Regions from separate parts of the Mus musculus genome. Here region 1 is linked to region 2. Evidence: chromatin contacts called from ENCODE Hi-C or POLR2A ChIA-PET data. All regions are on one chromosome and are shown on one strand. The core of a region is the stretch at or near the end of the contact, and the rest is flanking DNA. Distances in the headings are between cores, read along the strand shown.

Evidence for each region. Hi-C counts contacts between places; a loop is a spot of excess contacts on that map. ChIA-PET counts read pairs that join two places held with the same protein, here RNA polymerase II (POLR2A).
Region 1: a loop to region 2 is called in a map of v-Abl transformed pro-B cells, with 2.0 times the contacts of the local background. The contact joins the promoter of Tnpo3 here to the promoter of Irf5 in region 2. A Hi-C loop is called at or near these places in 1 of 37 maps with a recorded cell type or tissue (v-Abl transformed pro-B cells). POLR2A ChIA-PET finds 5 or more read pairs at or near these places in 1 of 5 experiments (embryonic stem cell).

The regions. Positions count from the first base shown.
Region 1 is chr6:29,607,700-29,612,510 of GRCm38, forward strand. Tnpo3 (transportin 3) reads right to left here and starts at 2,150. Exons shown (of 23, transcript NM_177296.5): 1 at 1,667-2,150. The coding sequence starts at 1,786.
Region 2 is chr6:29,523,589-29,528,658 of GRCm38, forward strand. Irf5 (interferon regulatory factor 5) reads left to right here and starts at 3,037. Exons shown (of 9, transcript NM_012057.4): 1 at 3,037-3,186. Gm26627 (a long non-coding RNA gene) reads left to right here. Exons shown (of 3, transcript XR_868831.3): 3 at 289-1,116.

The DNA of each region.
Region 1 (4,811 bases), core at 900-3,399, 83 kb after region 2:
TAGAACTTGTTTGTCCATGATAGGTTCTCCAGTACTGATTTAAAACACAATCAGTAGATACAGCAAAGAAGAGCTCACCTAGTAGGTTACTTATATGTTAGAAAACTGTATGAGGGGCTGGTGAGATGGCTCAGCGGTTAAGAACACCGACTGCTCTTCCAAAGGTCCTGAGTTCAAATCCCAGCAACCACATGGTGGCTCACAACCATCCATAACAAAAATCTGATGCCCTCTTCTGGTGTGCCTGAAGACAGCTACAGCATATACACATATAATAAATAAATAAATCCTTTAAAAAAAATAGAAAACTGTATGAAGAACTGTAGAGAACTGTAACTCCCTCGTCTGCAGAACTAAAAGCTACAGGAGGCCTACACGGGGAGCCTACACTGAACCTTTTTTTTCCTCCTCCATTTAGCCCTAATTGTCCTGGAACTCTGTAGACCAGGCTGTTCTGGAACTCAGAGATTAGCCTGCCTCTGCTGAGATTTAATCTCAGCTGAGATTAAAGTCGAGTGCTTCCACACCCAGCAAAATTTTATTTGTCTTCCCACAATATAAACAAGAACTTGAGTGTCACATTTACATGCAACCATCAGAGTTAAAGTGGCAAATATTTTTTTTTAATTATGTACTTGCAACCTAGGGGCTTATTTAAGAAGATACAGCACCATTAAACATCAGTTATGAGTTAAACAGAAAAGGGAGAGCAAGCATTTCATGTTTGTGAGTATAAAATGAAATAATGAATAAAGGGTGAAGAGAGAGAGAGAGAGCTAGAGATGTAGGCAGGACTGGATCCCCAGCACCAAACACAAGGAAAAGAAAAAGAAAGTAGGTACTTAGTCTGTTAAGAGGCTCCTTAGTTTTCAAAGAATTTCACAGTTCATAGACTAAAACCTAAACACTGTCAGCAAAATCACAAGCTATTAAAATTCATAAAAAATAAAAACATAGCAAAGGTGAGTGTGAAAAATCATGGAAGAAAATACAAAGTGTGAGTCAAAAAATGAAAAAACATGAGCCCAAAAATTTAACATGTGGAAATACGATAGATACAACACACACTCCACCACATGCTCACAAAAATATGGACTAATTAATATAGCTATGATAGCCATCTTACAAATAAAAACGTACAGGCAGAAGAAATACAGTAGGAATCTGATATAAAACAAAAGAACTACAAAGATTTCCTGAAACCATAACTAATTTTTCTTTATATTACGTTGCACTCCAATGAGAGGAGAAAATTTGTACGAACACGAATCTAGAAGCCTGAGAAATTTCGAGAATAACACGAATGAAAATCGGCAAGGGACACTGAGGGGTGAGTAAGGCTGCCAAAGGGAAGGTATTGCCAGATGCAACTCTTGAATACGGAAGGTGTACCAAAAGCACTTAAAGGAGAGCCAGACCACAAGCGAGACGTACAGAACTACAAAACGGATTCCACAGACGAGGGAAAGGGCCCGTTCGTGACCAATCAGTTGCCACTGGTTTCCGAAAGGCAGCACATCTGTGGCTGCTCAGCCCCACCCCGCGGCACCAGCTCCTTCGGAAAGAGGATCTCCCACTGCCAAGCGCTCCACTCAAGCGGAGAACCATCCCATCCCACTCGGCCCTGGTCCCGCGCGGCTCAGAACGGACTCTCCCCGAACCTCACCGAACGCTGCAGCTCCCCAAGCCAAAACGAGGCGCGCTCCTTTCCGCTGGGATCCGGGTCGTGGTAAAGCGCTTGCACCGCCTGGTACACGAGCTGCAAGGTTGGCTTGGCTCCCTCCATGCTGGCGGGAGCGGCGGCGATGACAGCAAAGAGCCCGATACTCCTCCCTAGGCTTCCGCTTGCTCTGCCTTCAAGCGTCCTCACTGTCTCGGCCACAGCCGCTCCCTGACTGGCGCCATCTCCTCCTTTCTGGCCGTTACCAGGGAAGGGGGGTTCCTCGTGGAAGTTGCCCCCTCGGAAACAGCGGAGAGGTCGCTTTCAGGTTCCTGCCTCCTTTTTGTCTTGTCTTCCCGCCAGAATCGCAGACTCTCGAGTCCGGACACGGGTTCTGGCTTCTGCACCTCCCGCCTTGCTCGCAGAGGCCTACCTCCGCATGACACGAACCACGCAGCGAGCCGAAGCAGGGCTTCCCCGGGCCGGAAGTGGCCGTCCGTAGACTTTGGCACACTTCCGCCTGGTGCACCACAAACTGCCTCCTTCCCGGCACGCCTCCTCTTGTTTCCCCCGCCTCCTCCCGGAAGTGACCCTGCCGGACTAGGAGAACCAAGGGGAAGTAGGCACAAGGTAGTCAGTCTCCTAGGTGCGTAAGTCTTTATTTGAGCTTCAAGTCTGGCTACTCTTAACGTTCCTGACCAAATCTTATCTCGTCAGCAAGGAATCCAAAGTCTTTCCTCCCGGTTCCTACTTCTTCACCCGTCTCCAAGGAGTGTTTAAGAAACATCAGTTCAGCCGGGCGTGGTGGCGCACGCCTTTAATCCCAGCACTCGGGAGGCAGAGGCAGGCGGATTTTTGAGTTCGAGGCCAGCCTGGTCTACAGAGTTCCAGAACAGCCAGGGCTACACAGAGAAACCCTGTCTCAAAAAAAAAAAAAAAAAGAAAGAAAGAGAGAGAGAGAGAGAGAAAGAAAGAAAGGAAGAGAGCCTGTAATCTCAGCTCTTGGAAGTTAGCCACAACACCATCAGGAGGAATTCAAGACCAGCCTCTAATACGTGGAACTCTGTCTCTTTAAAAAAAAAAACCAAAAAAAAAAAAAAAAAAAACAGCCAAGCGGTGATGGCAGACAGGTTTAATCCCAGCACTCTGGAGTCAGAGGCAGGCCTAACTCTTGAGTTTGGACCAGCCTAGTCTACAGAGCAAGTTCCTGGACAGCCAGGAATACACAAAGAGACCTTGTCTCAGAAAATAATTAACAAATAAATAAATAAATGACAAACAAAATCAACTGTCTAGCAATCCTCAGTTAACATGCCAGTTTCCCAATATTGCTGCTTCACTAAAAATAACTGTTAGTATCTAATGAAGGCTGACCATGTGTAATGTAATGTAATGTAGTGAAAGATTAACAACCTTCCAAAATAAGTCCTTTTTTAATGAAATAGTTTTGGTTTGCTTATTTGTTTGTTTGTTTGTTTGTTTGTTTCGAGACAGGGTTTCTCTGTGTAGAGGGCCCTGGCTGTTCTGGAACTCACTCTGTAGACCAGGCTGGCCTCGAACTCAGAAATCCGACTGCCTCTGCCTCCCGAGTGCTGGGATTAAAGGCGTGCGCCACCACGCCCAGCTCTAATGAAATAGTTTTAAAGACTTATTTTTATGTGTATGAGTGTTTTGCCTACATATTTATGCATGTGCAACTTGGTCCTGGAGGAGTTACCGTGTGAGCTGCTATATAGATCCTGAGAATTGAGTGTGGGTTCTCTACAAGATCAGTGAGTGTGTCAACTCTCCAGCTCCTAAACCTCATTTTAAAAGATGAGAATTTAAAGCTGTTCATGCTGGACCATATTTATAATCCCAGCACTTGGGAGGCAGAGACAGGAGGGTTGCTGCATATTTGAGGCCAGCCTGGGGTTCTTTGTGTGGTTCTGGTTGTCCAGAAACTCTGCCTTCTGGGTTCTGGGATTAAAGGCATGTACCTCCACTGCCCAACTAGTCACAAGAATTCTTTTTTTTTTTTTTTTTTTTGTGGTTTTTCGAGACAAGGTTTCTCTGTGTAGCCCTGGCTGTCCTGGGACACACTCTGTAGACCAAGGTGGCCTTGAACTCAGAAATCTGCCTACCTCTGCCTCCCAAGTGCTGGGATTAAAGGTGTGCACAATCACTGCCTGGCAACCACAAGAATTCTTAAATGAAAGCTGGAATTTGAGCTGGGAGCCCTGGAGGTTGTGGGGTGAAGGGTGAAACATGCATTTAATCCCAGTACTTAGGAAACAGAGGCAGGCAGAGCTTATATGCAGAATGAAGTCAGCCTGGTCTACAGAGTGACTTCCAGGACAGTCAAGGCTTTACAGAGAAACCCTGTCTCAAAAGCAAGCAAGCAAACAAACAAAAAACAAAGACAAGCAAAAAAGTTAATACTATAAAACTCTTGGATGAAAACAGGTATACAGTTATGACTTTGGATCAGGCAATGACTTCTTAGCTATGCTACTAAAACCAGTCAAAAAAGAAAAAGGTCACTGGAATTCATCAAAACTAAAAACTTTAAGGAGTCAGAGAGATGGCACTACAGTTAAGAGCATGTATTGCTCTCACAGAGGACCTAAGCTTGCTTCCCAGAACTCATGTGATAATGTACAAGCATCAGTAACTTGTAAAAGTAACTTTGTTTTTTGAGACAAGGTTTCTCTGTGTAGCCCTGGCTGTCCTGGAACTCACTCTGTAGACCAGGCTGGCCTCGAACTCAGAAATCCGCCTGCCTCTGCCTCCCAAGTGCTGGGATTAAAGGCGTGTGCCACATGCCTGGCAAAAGTAACTTTTATTAGCCATATGTAATTGTCAGCTTGGAGGCTTACTACTAAATAAACTCACTCTTTCTAGTCCTTTCTGAACTCTGGCTGGCTGGTTCAACTCCACTGTTCTGGCTCAAAATTGTTTTTCAAAATGACTGATTCAAACTGGCTTCTCTCAGCTTCTCACCGAATTGTTCTGCTTGGACTCAAACTAACTCTGGCAATATTCAGGTTCCTTATTTATTCTCTAGCTCACTCTTCACCTAGCTTGTTTTCTCTGCAACATGTCTCTGTAAAACTGTCCCATTAACCCCCCCCCAATACTGTTGTTGCTCTCTTAAGTAACCTCTTTTCCT
Region 2 (5,070 bases), core at 1,787-4,286:
GGGACTTCCACATCATACCTCAGAAGGCTGAGGAAGCAGCAGTTCATAGAAACAGAGAGGAAGCTGGCTGCAGTGTCCACAGCACAGGTCATAACACTACTGGAACATTCCAAGCCAGGGAGCCACATCAATCTCTGCTCTGGCTCTCCACTGAATTCAGGCAAAGCTGCCTGTGTGGTGCCCCTCAAAGCTCACCCAGTCCTGCTACCTGAAAGGTGTTGAGCCTCATTGTCTCGCCCCACAGACTGGAAACTCCAGCACAGGGAGTTTGTCTTTCTATCCTGGCAGGGGCTTCGGTGAGCATCTGACATCGTCCATGTGTGACAGGGATGGGACCATCTCACTTCAGGGATGGAAAGCTGGCTCCAGCACAGGAGGCGTGTCATGTCTCACAATTCCTGGGATTTGATGCCCCATTGGACTCACAACCTGATGTCACACTCGCAAGTTCCCAGACAAACAGGCCAGTCCAGAGAACCTGCAAAGCCCAGGCCAGAGAAAATGGGGTTGGGCAACAACGGCAGCTGGCATTTCTCAGGCCCTGTCTAAAGTGGGCTGGCCTCGAGATGACTGGAGTGTGCTTAGCTTCTCCTTAAGTCACTGTCATTTACACTGGGTTTCTTTCGGTTCCCTCTTCCTCTAACTCTCTCTGTGCCTTTACTTGGACCATGGCTTTGCCCAAAGCCAACAAAGTTACTTCTTATCACAAGCTCATCTGTGACAGCGTCATACCACTGGTGGGGGAGTCACCGGACCTCCTGATGCCCTCCTAGGACTATGGAGTCTTTCTGCACCCTGTTGGGCCCCCCTGAATGAGCAGGGGGAACTGAGATTAATTTTAAGCATCAGAGTGGGGCCTCACTTCCCTTTTGCCCGTGACAGTGCACAGGAGCCTAGGGGACTCTTCGTTCTTGGAATAGCTGGAGTTCTGTTCACTGAATGAGCACTACCCCTTTCCTTCCTCCAGAAACAGGTCTCTGGCTCAGGGCAGTTTTTGGCTAAGGGGCTCCTTGTCAGGGAAGACAGGATCTGAATGGAGCAGAATCTTTTCGGAGCCCCGTTTATCTTATGGCCTGCCGCTGAGTTTAGGCCTCAGCTGCCCCAGTGCAGACATGCGCCACTGTGACTGGATCCACCCAGAGTTTTAATTTTAAAAATGTGAAACAGAAGGACACATGGCTCAGTGATAGAGTGCCTAGCATATATGAGAGGGTAATATATTCAGCAGATACAAATAATATATTTCCATTTTATATTCAGCTACAGTGAAAGGAGGGGGAGATATATAGAGAGAAGGAAAACAAAAACAAACCCACTGGATTCTCTCTGCTCATTGAAGTCTAATCCAGACATCCCTGGGAAGGCAGCAGAGGTTAAGGAAGAAGCCACAATTCTAATTAATTAATACCACGGTATCTGTCAGCAATCTAAGGCTTTAAATGTAGAGGGTAAACAGTATGTCTACAATGTATATATTTTACTTGCTAGCTAAAGTGAACAATGGGGTGTGTGTGTGGGGGGGGGGGGGGTAAACAAGATGGCTGGCAAGCCTGACAGCCTTAGTTCAGTCCCTGGGCCAGGCATATGAAGGAGAGAACTGGCTGAAGTTGTCCTCTGACATACTCATGCTTATGTGTACCCACAGATGTACACACAAAATAAATGTAATAACATTTTAATTTAACAATTCATTCAGAATATTTGTGTATTAAAAATATCTCTAGGACCGAAGAGATAGCTTGGTAGTTAAGAGCATCTGCTGTTCTTGCAGTAGACCTGGATTCAGATCTCAGCACCCACACCCCCTCGCTCACAACAGTCTCTAACTCCAGTTCCAGAGAATCCAGCGCCCTCTTCTGGTCTCTGCAGGAACTGCATGTTCACGATGCACATGCATGCTGACAAAATACTCATATACATAAAAAATAAAATAAATCACTAAAAAGAATTAAGATGGTAAACATTTAAAATATATGTGCTTATATCTTTAGTTAAGCTGCCTGCGATGCTACACCAAATCTCAGCTACTCAAGGCATCTGAGCCAGGAAAATCGTTTGATTCCTGGAGTTGGAGACCAGCACCGGCAACACAACTTTTTACCCTTAAAAGAGTTAAAACCCAAGAAACAAATACAATAACCCTTTAGAATTATGACAGGGCAGAGAAGGCAGGCACTTAGTAGCACAGTGCTTGCTTAGAATGTGCAAGGTCCTGGGTTCCATTATCAGTAAAATACAAATATAAAAATAAAAATTACTATAGATCATGAACCATGCAAGACAGGGTTGGTTCCCAACTAAGCTGAATTTCAGTGGAAATTAGACGTTAAAATCATATGGAAAAATCAAACGGAAAGACTCTGGAAGTCGTCTCCACCCCTCCTCCAAACCAATCAACAAATTACACCAAAACACAACAAACCAAAAGCTGACTCAAGGAAGGGGTAGACCTTCCTGGAAAAAACACTTAGACTATCAAATAATATGATGCTGACCCAAAAGTTGAAGAGTGAGAATCAGCGAATAATGTTCCTACATGAACAGGATGTGTGGAAGTTGAGGCCAGCATCGACTCGGACAGGAAGGCCCGTTTATGGAACCGGGAGGTCGGGGTGGGGGTGGGAACCCGCTCAAAGGGCAAACCCAAACCACGGTGAAGGTAAGGGCAAAAGAAGAGGTGGGCTTGTCAGTCACATGGTGAGTTGGAGCGGTCCGGAGGGCCAGTGTTAAGGCTGAGGAGACAGAGTGGCCCAAGGTATGTTGAAAGGGAGCTCTCAGGGGTCTCCCAATGCCCTGGAGTGTGGCTCCATCGACGCCCGCGCGCAGCGGATCTCCAGCTCCAGGCGGGCGCGGACTAGGTGAGGACAGGCTACAGGGTATCTGGGGACTGGGTGATGGATGACTCTGTCTCCCCGGATTCCCAAAGGAGCCCGGCGAGGGGCGCCGAGCTGTCTGCGGTCTCGCGGAGGCCCCGGGCTTCCCCGCGGTGGGCGGTGGATGGGTAGGGGCCCGGGGCGCGGGGTGGTGGCGAGGGGCGGGGCGGGGCGCTGCCCCGGGCGGGGGCGGCGCGATGCGGAAGTGCGGGGCGGGCTGGGCGACCCGCGGGCGGTGCAGCTCGGCGAGAGCTCAGCTCGGCCGCAGCGCCAGGCCGGGGCTCCAGGCTCCCCGCGGGCGCACAGCAAACAGGTAGGTCCCGGGGCTGTGGGCTGTGTTGGGCTCCTCGCCCCGAGGGCGGTGGGAACAGCCCCGGGCTTCAGCCAAGCCACGGCTCCGACCCACGGCGACCTGCACGCCCCGGGCACCTGCCAACGGGGCCAGCGGGGTCGGGATCCCGCTCCTCCGCGGTGGGCGATGATCGAAGGCGGCGCCGGGCCAGCGCGAATGGCTCCAAGGCGCTCCGCACCAGGCCAGCTCGGAGTGCCGGGCTCCGGCCGCCAACGTTCGCATGCTCGGGGAAAGTCCCAAGGGCCCAGTGGACATCCCCACTGCGCCTCGCCAGGGTCAAGGATGCCAAGCGCCCTGTCACAGTCTGGCGGGGACCAGGGAGGAGCGAGTTTCCGACCCCGACCCTGTCGGCACACAGCTCGTCTCTCCTCCCCGGCCACACCTCACTTTTTCGACTAAAGAGGTTGAGGTGTCAAGCAGCGATCCCTCCCAAGGATCTTAAAGCCAAGGACAGGAATCTGTGGGAATAGAGTTTGAGGGGAGACGTTGTCAAATAGAGGCTCTGCTCCTTGACTCGTAGCTCAAAAGGGGACGACGATTTATTCTTAGCTGTTGAGAAGAATCGGGGCGGGGGCTGATTAATGCTTGGTCTAGTTTCTTGACGGCCTGCCCCTAAACTTAAGAAGTAACAACTTAGAATCTGAACGTGAAGGGAAAGTGTAGTTGGGCCGAAACGCAGGCGGAGAGATGTCCCGGGCCAGTATTCGCCCTCGGTGCAGATGTCTCCCAGACTCCAGGTGTCTCTCGAACCTCCAGAGGACCCAGAGCGGGTACCTAGTAGCAGGGGTGGAAGTGGGGGCTTTCTTGGCCTCCTCCTGGCATAGCAAGGCGGACACGTCCCGGTCCAGAGGAGCGGACCAGGAACGGACACTAAGCCAGTAACCCCGCGATGACTCCAGGGGCTGACCCAGGTTCCTTCCCACCCCCACCCCCCTTCCCTCCGCGTTATGCCCCGGGTGGAGTCTGCCGGGATGATCAGGAGGGAACGACCTGGCCTGAACTCCAAAGTGAGGATAAGTGATCAGGACCAGAAAGGATGTGGACGGGGCTGACGGAGGCTGGAGAGGCTAAAAGCCTCGCATGAGGACCTGTGTGATACAGTACAGCATTCGCCCTCTCTACTCCCTAAGCTCCTGGCTAAAGTCTAGGAAAGAGATAGGTAGGAGACCACTCCTATTAACTAAAAGTCCTTCGGGGGTTTTCCCTTGAACTCTGGCCTTCCCCCAGCCTGCCCCTGGGAGGAAGCCGGGAGAGGGTTCTTCCTGCCGCACCTGCTGCCCCAGAATCTCAGCCTGTGTGCACTCTGAAGGGGCAGGGCCCCGGGTGTGTCGCTCACCTGGAGAGGGCGGGATTTATGCTCATGCCTACTGCAGGTAACCCCTGGATGTTGCCTTGAACTGGGTGTGGGGTTTAGAACGGGACAATTCGAGAGACAGGAGGGGTTCGAAGCTCTGCCTTTATTCCTTCCGTTATGGCAGCTTCTCCCCACCAGCTCCGGAGTTCTCAGTGATCTGACTGCCCAGGCAGCCTCTCCTGGGACTTCATGACCTTGGGGTGAGCTATGGGGACTCTCCATCGCAGTCGGGATTCAAGGGCTGCTTCCATGCCCCATCACATGTGGGATACTTCCTGAGGTCTGACATGGAAGATGGTGGGGGCTCTGTTCGTTTCTCCTTTTTAGGGCTCATAGCCAGACATCTCAGTCTGCGTTGTGTGTCAGCACTGCTCTTATTCAAAACCTCCAGACCCAGGAGCGGGCAGTCATGTTTAGACGCTGCAATTGTGAACTGGCAGGCAGGATCTGACTTAGATCTAAGCCTTTTTTGTTGGGCAGGAGGGAGCTTC